3 separate regions of the Homo sapiens genome follow, and regions 2 and 3 are each linked to region 1. A link is a loop called in an ENCODE intact Hi-C map of the cell type or tissue named here. Cell type or tissue: CD4-positive, alpha-beta T cell. All regions are shown on one strand. Links, peaks and the distances in the headings refer to the core of each region. The heading gives the core; the rest is flanking DNA.

What was found. Peaks named below come from ENCODE experiments on the same cell type or tissue, not always from the same donor. Only the 100,000 strongest peaks of a DNase experiment are listed, where the experiment ranks them.
Region 2: a loop joins it to region 1, with 2.5 times the contacts of the local background. A loop is called at or near these places in 32 of 110 quality-filtered maps.
Region 3: a loop joins it to region 1, with 4 times the contacts of the local background. A loop is called at or near these places in 29 of 110 quality-filtered maps.

What each region holds. Positions count from the first base shown.
Region 1 is chr2:233,266,766-233,269,265 of GRCh38, forward strand. The region is part of intron 5 of ATG16L1 (autophagy related 16 like 1); the gene reads left to right. Among named protein-coding and RNA genes, the nearest start is that of ATG16L1, 16 kb to the left of the region's middle. In CD4-positive, alpha-beta T cell, for the core only: no CTCF peak of the experiment used is centred there; DNase peaks (open chromatin) are centred at 1,236 and 1,646; H3K4me3 peaks cover 846 bases; H3K27ac peaks cover 2,459 bases.
Region 2 is chr2:233,079,093-233,083,830 of GRCh38, forward strand. INPP5D (inositol polyphosphate-5-phosphatase D) reads left to right here. Exons shown (of 27, transcript NM_001017915.3): 2 at 243-306. Among named protein-coding and RNA genes, the nearest start is that of INPP5D, 21 kb to the left of the region's middle. RefSeq lists enhancers at 2,612-2,701, 3,212-3,361. In CD4-positive, alpha-beta T cell, for the core only: no CTCF peak of the experiment used is centred there; DNase peaks (open chromatin) are centred at 1,359 and 2,359; H3K4me3 peaks cover 934 bases; H3K27ac peaks cover 2,500 bases.
Region 3 is chr2:233,441,333-233,446,070 of GRCh38, forward strand. DGKD (diacylglycerol kinase delta) reads left to right here. Exons shown (of 30, transcript NM_152879.3): 10 at 555-663; 11 at 4,291-4,430. Among named protein-coding and RNA genes, the nearest start is that of DGKD, 89 kb to the left of the region's middle. RefSeq lists enhancers at 2,247-2,356, 2,377-2,426. In CD4-positive, alpha-beta T cell, for the core only: CTCF peaks have their summits at 2,417 (motif pointing left) and 2,617; a DNase peak (open chromatin) is centred at 2,379.

The sequences.
Region 1 (2,500 bases), core at 1-2,500:
CTGTACACACACACAATGGAATATTATTCGCTATAAAAATGAATTAAATCATGTTATTTACAACCACTTGGATGGAACTGGAGGACAGTATATTAAGTGAAATAAGCCAGGCACAGGAAGGCAGATACTGCGTGCTTCTACATGTGGGGCTAAAAGAAAAATGTTCTCCTAGAGATACAGAGTATAACTGTGGTTACTAGAGCATGGGAAGAGTAGTGGGGAAGGAGGTTAAAGAGAGATTACTTAATGGATACAAAAATACTGTAAATGGATATAAAAATACTGTTAGAAGGTGTAAGATTGGCCTGGTGTGGTGGCGCACACTGTAATCCTAGCACTTTGGGAGGCCAAGGAAGGTGAATCACTTGAGGTTAGGAATTCGAGACCAGCCTGGCCAACATGGTGAAACCCCGTCTCTAATAAAAATACGAAAATTAGCCGGGTGTGGTAGCGGATGCCTGTAATCCCAGCTACTCAGGAGGCTGAGGCAGGAGAATCGCTTGAACCCGGGAGGTGGAAGTTGCAGTGAGCCAATATCATGCCACTAGGCTCTAGCCTGGGCAGCAGAGCAAGACTCTGCCTCAAAAGCAAAACGAAAAGAATACTTAGTGCTGTGGAAAATGCCTAAAATTAATATAACCGAAAATAGGACACAAAATGTTTTCATACAGATGATCCCAATTTTGTATACTTTTTTAAAAAAATGACTGGAAGGAATTATATGTACTGTTACTGGTGTTTATTTTTGGGGGTGGTGAGATTATGGTTTTTGATTTCTCATTTTATACTTACCTGTATTTTCTAATTTTCCGGTTTCTATTAAGAAAAAATAAGCTGTCCTTTTTGTATTGTTTCTGTCTCACATTTACTTTAAGCAGAATTGTTTGGCTTATGCCATGGAGCTTGACAGCAGTGTGAGGGTGTTGGGGGCCCCAGGTGAGCTGGATGCTGCTAGGTTGCATGTTCACGTCAGCTGAGAGGCTGCTGGAGGGAGAAGTTGGGGAGATGTGTGGTGATGCCAAGGAAGAGCCCCTGAGCAGTGCAGTGGACGGGGGGTAATGCACATTTCCTAGTGAAAATGCTGTCCTCATTCCCTAGCCCACCCTTTGAAGCATCTTCCTAGGGCTGTGCACTTGGAGGTATCATGTGATTGCAGATGTGGGACCTGAGGAGTCTTCATTACTTTGCTTAGGTAGCCTCTCCTCCTAGAAGCCTTCCTGCGTCATTACCCACTTCCTGCCTCCCCAGCTTAGATGTCCCTCATCTTCCTGCTTCAGGCAGCTGTGGTTTACCTGGGCCATATGTAGCACACTGTTTTGAGATAGCTCTTCACACTCTGCCTCCTTCCCTTATGCTGCCACGTGTCCCTGTGGTCAGGCACAGTGGCTGCTTCATAAGATGCACTCAGGGCTGGGCACGGTGGCTGCTGCCTGTAATCCCAGCACTTTGGGAGGCCAAGGCAGGTGGATCACCTGAGGTCAGGAGTTCAAGATCAGCCTGGCCAACATGGCAAAACCCTGTCTCTACTACTAAAAACACAAAAATTAGCTGGATGTAGTGGCAGGTGGCTGTAATCCCGGCTACTCAGGAGGCTGAGACAGGAGAATCGCTTGAACACAGGAAGCGGAGATTGCAGTGAGCCGAGATGATGTCACTGCCCTCCAGCCTGGGTGACAGAGAGAGACTCTGTTTGAGCTATTAAAGACCTTTCCTTTCAGCTATAGTGATGAATCCCTGATAACAGGTGGTGTTTTCCTCTCCCTGTGACCCTAAGTCAAGTTTTTATCTCCACCTTGCAGAACTGGGACCTGAAGTTATAGAAAGTAGATTTCAGACAGTCAACAAGTGCTTTAATCATAGAGTAGTGGTACTCACACACCTTATACCGAGATTCTGGTTTTTCCTCAAAGAGAGTTAGTTCACAGTTGTCTCTACCAGCTAAGACAATTTGGATAAATTGTATTTTTGGTAATTTGCCCTGTAAAACTTATTTTTCATCTTCCAGGTATAAAATCAAGAGTGTAATGCACTTTTTAAGCTATACCCACATCCCTTCCCAAGATTCTGCTATACTGCCTAGAGGACTTTCCTTCATTTTGAGAATTACCACCGTGGTAAAAACTTACGAGAAATTTCAGCAGAATTCTTGATTGCAGCTCAGTAGCATTGCTAGAGTTCTACATTAGGGGTCCTCCACCTAGCAGGCATAGCCATAGTTAGAAGTGAAATTTATCAAAGAAGAGAGAGTAAGGTCAGGGTTAGGAGTTAGGGAGTTTCTGAATTTAGGACTTGAATGAGAGACAAAAATGATTCTGAGAAGGGGAGTTAGTGGATGAGACTTTGACCATGTTAAAAATTTGTCACAGCCAAGACTTCTATGTCAAGCTTTAGTAAATTAAAGTTACTAATGTTATGTAAACTTTGACATTTCAAGAATCTCACTATACCTCAGTTTCCTCATTTATAAATGGCAATAATGATATTTACCTCAAAAGGTTGT
Region 2 (4,738 bases), core at 1,316-3,815, 190 kb before region 1:
TGACCCCCCCCAACCTTTTCCTGGTGCTCCCTGAGTGCAGAAGCAGTGGGGGAATAAGAGTGCCTCAGCCCACGATTGCTGGACGTCAGGACTCACCTCCATCTTAAGAGAACGGTCAGCTCCGAAATTCGGAGACTTTGTGTCCAGATTCCTCAAGCTGTGTCAGGAAGTCTTGTCTTTTCAGTTAAGAGGAAACCGGGTCTTCCTGCATGGGTTCTAATAAAGTCTTTGATCTATTTCAGGTATCGGAATTGCGTTTACACTTACAGAATTCTGCCCAATGAAGATGATAAATTCACTGTTCAGGTGAGTCCTTTATAAACCTAGAAATCTGAACCTGACTTCAGCCGATACTGGCAGAGAAAGGGTGTAAACGATGAGGAAGGAAGTGCACGCGCAGGTAGCCGGACGTGAAGGCCTGGCTGAGCCTGGCTTCCTCCCAGGTGTCCATGGGGTGGCTTAGCTGGTAAACTGGGGCCCTCCAAGTGACCCTGCTCTGTGACATGACGGAGTTGCATGCCACAGGCTATTTGTGGTCCATAGGTGTGAAGAGGAAACGAAGGTGAAGCAGACTGTCCAGAGATGAAGGGAAAGGAGGGGCTGTGGCTTGGCCGACTGTTGTCTTCAGTCTCTCAAAGGAGAGAGAGGAAGTGGCTCAGGAGGGAGAGAAGGGAGGTGAACTTACAGGAGAACAGACCGTGTTTTCTGAGGGGCTGCGAGACTAGCACAAAACAGTGCCTTTCCATTTGTAGAACTCTGTTCTGTCCGAGGCTGGTGCTCACTGCATCTGATTTCACCAAGCAAAGTCAAAATGTGCAAAACTTGCAGTTCATTTTTTAATATTTTTTATTTTTGAGACAGAGTTTCACTCTTGTCACCCAGGCTGGAGTGCAGTGGCGCCATGTCGGCTCCCTGCAACCTCCACCTCCCAGGTTCAAGTGATTCCCCTGCCTCAGTCTCCCTAGTAGCTGGGATTATAGGTGCCCGCCACCATGCCCGGCTGATTTTTGTATTTTTGGTACAGATGGGGTTTCTCCATGTTGGCCAGGCTGGTCTTAAACTCCTGACAGCGAATGATCTGCCCACCTCGGCCTCCCAAAGTTCTGGGATTATAGGCATGAGCCACCCCGCCAGGCTGCAGTTAAATTTAAAAACAAAAATCAGCTGCACCCGTCCAAGCCCGGGAAGGCCACCCTAAGCACGGTTTACTAAAGCCTTTGTTTCGCCACAAAATGTGACAACTGAGTGTGTGGAAGCCAGGAAAGCTATTGTTATCTGGCTACATGAAGAGCACATGGAGGTGGCAAGAAGGAAGGAGACAAAGTTTCCACATCCCGGGTGTGTGTGTGTGTGTGTGTGTGTGCACGTGACAGAGAGAGAGAGAGAGAGATGCTCAGTTCTCAGGGACTAGAGTAAGAGGCACAGCAGTGCATCCACGTCCCAAGCAGAGTAGCCGGGGTCGACAAAGGTTTGGATATCATGTCATGGAAGAGCAATGACGGCGTTGGAGGAGTTTGTTTGAAAAGAAAGTGGAAGTGGGAGGGGAGAGGCAGGGTACACTCTTCAGTTTCAAAGCTTGAAGGGAATGATTCATTTTGTGCTAACTAGGATGCAGTAGTAGACAGGGAGCTGGACTCAAGGTGTGGGGAGACCACAGGCAAGTCCCTGGAGGCAAAAATCCTCCAGAAGTTGTCAAGAGGGAGAGCGTGGTGAGCAGAACGCCCCTCAGGAAGACAGCTTATGAGGATGGAAGGAATTGCTTCGAGGAGCGATGTGATTGAGAGAGGCCCAAGGGGCATGTGTGATGCAGCCCGGTCCAGGGGCATTTGCTGCGAGGCCTCCTTAGGAGATGCGAGTTTAGGCTCAAGCAGAACCACTCCCTGCGTAGTTAGGCTGGCATTGCTGCCGGCTGCCTCATCCTCCTGCCCCTGAGTCCACTGCAGCCTCTAAGGCACATCTGCTGAAGGCTTTCCACTGGCCTAGGGCGCCCGCAGGTTTGGCCTGGTTCTTAGCAGTCACCAGGAGCAGATGTTGGCACACCTAGTACGAGAAGGTCCTTTCCAGCGCTTGGCAGCTATTTGCCATGGGAATGTCTGTCTCTGACAGGGGCTCTTCACCATGTGTGGGATGTGAGCAGCGGAGGGGAGCCCTGTCTGGGGCAGGCAGTTGGCCTCAATGACCTCTACCATTTTTTTCAAGTCTAGGAGGGCATGAGCTTTTCTGGCAGAGTTGGCATCTGTGATAGGTGGTTTGCTGAGAGGAGTCGGCAAACTCTCTTAAGTTAAAAGTTGGTCGATGCTTTTGATCTTTTTTCCCTTTGTGGTTTCTTCTCTTCCTTCAAAGTGAAGAAAACTTTAAGTATGACTGGAAAAGACATGACTCTGTGGCTTCTAGTAGAGTCGGCACCCGCCGCCTGTAAATGTGTAGACTGCGTCTCCGGTTTGCCCCTCTCTGTCACCATCATACTCTTGCTACTGTGACATCTTGTGACCCTGGGAACTGCTGATGAAATCCGGGGCCTCATCAGGCTACTGGGCAGGGGGTGGTGGTGGTGCAGGGAACAGAAACTCGCCTTGGCTGACTCTGTAAGGGGTAAGGGGTGGGCAGCCTTTGTGGAGATGTGCAGAGCCAGGAAGGAGAAGGCCGCCCTAGGGCCTTGGAACCAGAAGAGCATGGGGTCTGCACGCAGCTTCTCCCATGGATCAGCTCTTCTCTGTGGGGCCGCTCTTCCCAGCCAGCAGCCTCCCTTCTCAGTCCCCAGTCCTAAGAAGGAGTCTGATGGCTCAGCCTCCACGGCTTTCTCCGCATGAGCCACTCAGGGGCTGCCAGTCTGTGTATGAATCGGCTGTCTTGGAGCAGGTACCCCCCTCTGCCTCTCAGAGATGGGGACAGAGTCGTGGGGGCAGCGTGCCTCCTTAAGGTCTCCGCTTAGCCAGGACAGTGGGCGGGCAGCTTTCAGAGAAGATGGGCGGCTCTGCTGGACTTCTCTGCTCCTGACCCCGGCACTAGATCTGTGACCTCCGCAGTAGCTGACATGGTACAGGGAGCTGTGGACCTAGGTGGTCTGAAGAGGTTTTCCTTCAAGGTGAATTAAAGGGGAATTCTCATAGGATTCTCCCAGGTGGACTCACCTTCGAAAATCTACCTCCAAGAGTAAATGACAGCAGACGTCCACTGAGGACCAAGTGCACACTCATGCCCAATTAAGCAGACTCAGAGCCCTTCGGGGAAGCTTTAGCAGTTATTGATCTCTGCCTATTTTAACTCAAGTTCCTCTTTTCATGTTGAGGCAAAACCTCACAGTCTTTTCTGAGCTTAGCCACAGTTTCTAAATAACTCATTCCTGACACCTGAGCCTGTTCAGTGCCACCAGAATACGAGGCTCCCCAAAATAAGAATCTGGCCTGAAATTTTGCCAAGTGAAGCACCGAAAGGCTTTCATTGTTTCTTAGTTTAGTAACTTTAGCTCTTTTCCTGGGGACTTCTGTTCTCTTGTCAACACCAAAGATCTCATCTTTGTTCTTTGCAGACCAACTTCATGGAGTTGGCCCACGTGTCATAGCCCATGACAGCCCTGTATCAATCAGGGAGAGGAGCTGCCTCACCTGGGGGACTCTTTTCTCTCACTCCATCTTTCACAGACTTAAAAAAAATCCGAGATGGGAGGGCAGGATGCAAACTGTAACTTCATCCAACCCCCTCGTTCTAAATATGAGTGTTGCTGAGAACTGCGGAAGTTGGAACTCACAGCCAGGCCTCCCGGCCTCCCCGGCTAAGCTTTCTTCCTTCCAATCCAGAAGGTGTTTCCAAGCCTGTCTGGAGTCCCCTGGGGAAGGATGAGCCCAGGACTCTGCCCAGAGGGACAGGGAGACAGGGCAATGTGGCCTCTCAGAGAGCTTGGCCTCTTGCCCTTCACATGGTTATAGATAATATTTGATCCCAGGTGGCATCTGTCCCTTGTGGTAAATCAGTGAGGTGCCCCTAGAATGAAAGCAGACTCCATTCCCGGCTGGGATCTGGGTTCAAGTCCAATTTGGTCAGCGATGTGGCCTTGGGCAAGGACTGCCAAGAAACTGCTGGAAAGTAGAGATCACACACATACCTCCCAGCACAAGGAAGCTGCTGGGGAGGAGGGTGGAGACAGCAGGGAGCTGGAGGTGCTTTAGAGCATTCTAGGCAGTGCTGGGAGTGGTGGGGAAGGAGGGGTAAATTTTGGAACTCCATCTCCCTCAGCTCTGCTCTTTGGGCTATGGGCTTCATGTCTTCAGGGACCTGAGTACGCTCTGGAACTGTTAAGCAGTTGTTCAACAGCTGCTGTGCCACTCAAACCCTGAGAACCTTCTGGACTCAGCTTGCACTGCTTTTCCTGGTTGGGGGAGGGTTGGGGCAGTGCTCTGAGCCCTGTGTGAGGCCAGACGAAGGCAGAACGGCTCAGCCCCGCAGGCCTGACTGTCCCACACCAAGAGAGTGGGTTTCTTGTAAAGCCAAAACTCCTTTCTTGACTTGGAAAGGGAAGTGACTCTCCCCTAAGAGAAGCGGTGCCTATCTTGAGCTGCTCGCTGCAGACTGAGCTGGGAGGCTGCTGCTGCCTTTGAAATGGCCCCTCTTTGGGAAAGTAAGGAAGAGTCTGAGGTCCTGCAAGCCGCCCTCATGGGCCAGCTCCAGGGTGGCCAGGGAGGCCTGGAGTGGCCTCAGACGTGTCGCATAAATGGCTGTCTCAAACCTAGGGCCACAGTTG
Region 3 (4,738 bases), core at 866-3,365, 180 kb after region 1:
CAGCAGGTCAGGCAGCCTGGGGCTCCAGGGTGACCAGAACAAGGGCCAGGGCGGAAGCCAGACTGTGGCCCAGGGCCGGGGAGTGCCAAGACTGAGGGTGCAGGGTGATGCAGGCAGCCCAGAGGGCATGCTGGGAAGGCTGGCAGGGGCCACATGTGGATGGGGCAGGGACAGTGACGCAGGGTGGGCTCACATGGTTAGGGGCCACGGCAGGCTGTGCCCGTGAGCCTGGCAGGGGATGCAGTTTTGGCCCACCACTTTGCCTGTGATGTCTGCAGAGCGTGCAGTGGCTCACCAAGCTGAGTGGTCTTGTCGCTGGGTGGGGCGTGGCTGGTGGGAGCAGTTGGCTGGACCCCAGTGCTGCTGTCGTCCCTTTGACAAAGTGGACCCTGAGTGGAGGCGGCTGGTGTCACGTGGCAGGGCCTGTGCGTGCTCTGCCTCTGGTGCAGGTCAGCCATGAGGAGCACAGGTGGCCCCTCAGCCCCGTACTGACAAGCCTGTCATTTGTCCTGTGGAATGGATGTCATTTCACGGCCTTTCTCTTTTCTCTGCAGCTTACGGTTATTCCAGAAGTTTGACACATTCCGGATTCTGGTTTGTGGCGGGGATGGAAGTGTTGGCTGGGTCCTCTCCGAAATCGACAGCCTCAACCTTCATAAACAGGTACCAGGACAGGAGGGAGCCCAGCCAGGAGCAGAGAGGGTGCGGAGGTTAGAGGGAAATCATGCAGTCTCAGCTCCTGTTCATCTCGGAGCACCTGTTCTCAGGCCAGAAACCATTGGTGGTTTTGGGGAGTGTGCAGTTTGGTGGCCAGGGCAGAGAGGGGAGAGCCTGGGCCACCCCCTGGCATTGTGGAGGCCCGGGGGCTCTGGCCATGATGTATGAGGGGGACCTGAAGGGAGCTACGAAAAGAATTGCCCACAAAGGACCCACATGGGGAGCAGGGCTGGGTGGGGCTGTTGCTTTACTGGGTAATTTTTGTCTTGAGGCCTCTTGCTTGTGAGAAGGGGACGGCAGTATACTTGAGTTTCTCAAGTCAGAGTCATGGTTCATTGGACTTAGTTTTTTGTATTAAAATAAAAATAGATTTTCCTGATTGTGTATAAAAATGTTCATATAGTCATTTAATTTCCACACCAAGCCACGGCCTCCCCAGGTGATCAGCCAGTGCCAACATTTTGCTGTCTCTGACCTCTCTTGATCACAGTACATACAATGCACAGTGCACTTGTAATTTAAACGGGCTATTCTGTTACTGCTTTTGTTGTTGTTGTTTTTGTTTTTGTTTTTTTGAGGTGGAGTCTTGCTCTGTTGCTGGGCTGGAGTGCAGTGGTGCGATCTCGGCTCACTACAACCTCTGCCTCCCCGGTTCAAGTGATTCTCCTGCCTCAGCCTCCTAAATAGCTGGGATTACAGGCGCACGCTACCACGCCCAGCTAATTTTTGTATTTTTAGTAGAGACAGGGTTTCTCCATGTTGGCCAGGATGGTCTCGATCTCTTGACCTCATGATCCGCCCACCTTGGCCTCCCAAAGTGCTGGGATTACAGGCATGAGCCACCGCGCCCGGCCTGTTACTGCTTTTAAAAAACCACTAATTAAGATGTTGCAGACACCTTGTGCCTGTGTCTGTAAGTAGGCATCTGTGTGTCGTTTTCCACTGGACACACCCGGGAGCCCAGGGCCAGCTCACCTCCATGTGTGAGCACGGAGATCACTTCCCAGTGGTCTCCTCTCTGAGCGCACCCAAGCTTAAGTATTGAAATGTGCTGACAAACTGCCTTTCCTCAGGGCTGTGCCAGCTTCCATGCCTGATGCCTTTAAAGCTGTCTTTCCCCGTGCACCATCCAAGCTGTTCATCTCTTTAGTTTTTGTCCAGCTAAGTAGACCAAAAAATGTCTGACCTTTACTTCTTTAATTCCTGGTGAAGTTGAACGCCTCCTCAGTTGGTTATGAAGTTTTAAATAAATCACCTGTTCATATTTTTTTTTGCCTCATTTTCTCTTTGAGTATTCACCTTTTTTTCCTTTAAAAATGGGTGTGTGAGGATTATTGTTACATTAACTTCTTATCTGTCACTGCAGATATTTTTTTCCCGGTTTGTCGTTTGTCAGTTCAACATCCTTTTTGGGGGGTGGTCTTTTCTTTCATGATTTTTGTCAACGTCTGTCATATTTGCAGCTGCCTACACCCCAAGATTAAGATTTGCATCTGTATTTTCTTATGTTTATTATGGCCCCATTTTTAAAAAATTCAGTCTTCTGTGTGACGTGGATGTATTTTTCAGTGATTCTGTGGTGCCTACCCAGCTCTGCTCACTTGGTAGTATTTCCAGGTGGGTGGATTTGACAGCTCGGGCCGTGAGGCCAGTGGCTCAGGAGGAGAAGTGGTGCCGCCTGCTGGTGGATTAGCATAGACTACTCTAATTTTTGATTTTGTGTATTACTTGCAAGTTCACTGTCACTAGTTAGGAAGACAGTGGAACCTTGTGGCTGATTTTCATACGTTCAGCCAAGGTCAGCACACATTTCTCTCCCCTGCGTCTCTTTGACACCTGATGTGGTGGCCATGCCTTCGCTGGGCCCCTGCCGCCTCGGGGTTTCTTGTCTTCCTGGCTGCTACTGCTCCATGGTGGCCTCTCCCTCCTTACCCTTCCCTTAACGCTGTGTCCTCAGAGCCTTGCTGGGGCCTCTCCTCCTTCGCTTTTGAACGCTCAGCGACTTGCAGGGCTTCTGCTGTCGTCTCTCTCCTGGGGGCGCCTCAATTGATAGCTGAGCCTTGGGCCTCTCTGGATGTCTCCTAGTGCCTCGAGTTTCCAACACTACACCACGTTCAGCCCCCACCCTGCGTTCCTTTCCTTCGAGTCTGAAAACATCATCCATCTAGATGTCTGAGCCAGGAAATCGGACAGTTGTTCTTGGTTCGTCCGTCTCTTCCTCCTGCCTGTTTCTCACTAATTGTGTCCTCAGTCCTGCCACCCACAGTACCCTGGCCTCTGTCCATCTGCAGCTCACCCAGGCGACCTTTCCCGGGGCATTTCTGCCTGTGCACCCCCCAAGCACGATGCTTCTGGGAAAAGTCCAGACCTTTAAGAGTCCCAGCTTTGCCTCCTGCTTGCTTCTCTGCCTGTCTGCCTCCTGTTTCCTCGCTGTCCTCCTCTTCACTGAGCTCTGCCTTGCCCCCTCCCAGTGGTGTCTCCCTGCCTGGAGCACCATCCATGCCTGCTGTGCGCTGCTCTCCTTTTCCTTTAAGGCTCCAGGAAGCCCTCGCGGAGTCCTCAGACCCTCTGGGCACCCTTCAGCACTGGGTTCTCTCCATCTAGTGTGTCGGCTCCGGTGTCCTGGCCTGCTCGCTCCTGCCTCCCCTACTGCCAAATGTCCCCTTGGTGAGGCAGGACCTTCCCTGGTGTTTGCTGTCCCCACAGGCGGCAGGGCCTCAAGCATGGTCACCTCCACCTGGTGGGCAGAGGGCTGTACGGTGCTGTAGGCTGGACCACGGCAGGTTTCCTGCCTCAAGGACAGTAACGCCTCCCCACACACTCCACCGCAGCCTTCATGGCCCTGGTCACTCTGTTGTCAGAGTCAAAGGCTGGTGAGCTCTGGGCAGTGGGCATTTTAAGAGGCCTCCTAAGCAATGGAATGGTGTAGTGGGATCTCATTGGAGCTCTGAAATGGGAATCCAGGTGGAGGGTGAGGCCTGAGTAATGCATGAGGTCTCTTCCTGGAACAGCAGGCAGGCGGGCAGAGGCTGAGCTCTGGCAAGGCTCCAGGGTAGCCTCCAGACTGAGGATGGTCCTGGCACCTTTTTTGGATAGGATTTAGAGGAGAGAAGTGATACTAGTGATGTTTTTGGAAGAAGAATTTGGCATTAGTGAGTGAGATGCTGTAGTGGATGGAGGGACGGGTGGCGAGGCATCAGAGTGATTCCTTGGGGCTGTGGTCACGGTGGTGAAAATGGGAAGCAGAGGGATTTGGGAGACAGATCAGAGAGGGTGTGAGGGGCTGACCATCAAGATGTGATGACAGCTGAGAGATGGACCTGTGGCTCATCCATTTCTCCCAGAAGCAGCATCTTATCTCAAGGGCAGTCATGTTTCTGTCTCATTGCCAAGGAAAATGCCATCTGTCCCCTCCAGTGGGCTCTGCCTGTAATGTGTAAGCTGCGTGGTTTTAGGTCACGTCCCCACATTGCTAACGTAACCCTCACGGTGGGGGACAAGGAGGGCTGCGGGCTGGGAAGTGGCCCCTGCCCCCAGGTGTTTGCCTGCGCATCGTCCCCCATGTTTCCTTAGTGTCAGCTGGGAGTGCTGCCGCTCGGCACAGGGAACGACTTGGCCCGAGTACTGGGCTGGGGCTCAGCCTGCGATGACGACACCCAGCTCCCCCAGATCTTGGAGAAGTTGGAGAGAGCCAGCACCAAGATGCTGGACAGGTGAGTGGGGATGTGCTCCGGTGCCGTATGAGGAGACTTTGAGAGACAGGTCCCTTTGACCAGGTGTTCTTAACCTGGGGTCTGTGGAAAACATGGGCCCTCTGAAATTATTTGTAAAGATTTGACCTGAGTATATATTCGGATAGTCTTTGATATTTGGTCAGATTATGACAAGGATAAAAACAAAACAGGTTAAGAACCAGCCATGCCCTAGGATGATCCAGTCTTCCCAGAAGGCCAAGCCTGAGTGTGTCAGGGCCGTGGAGAAGGCAGCTGTGCCATCTTTGGCTGCTTCAGCCCGAGATCTA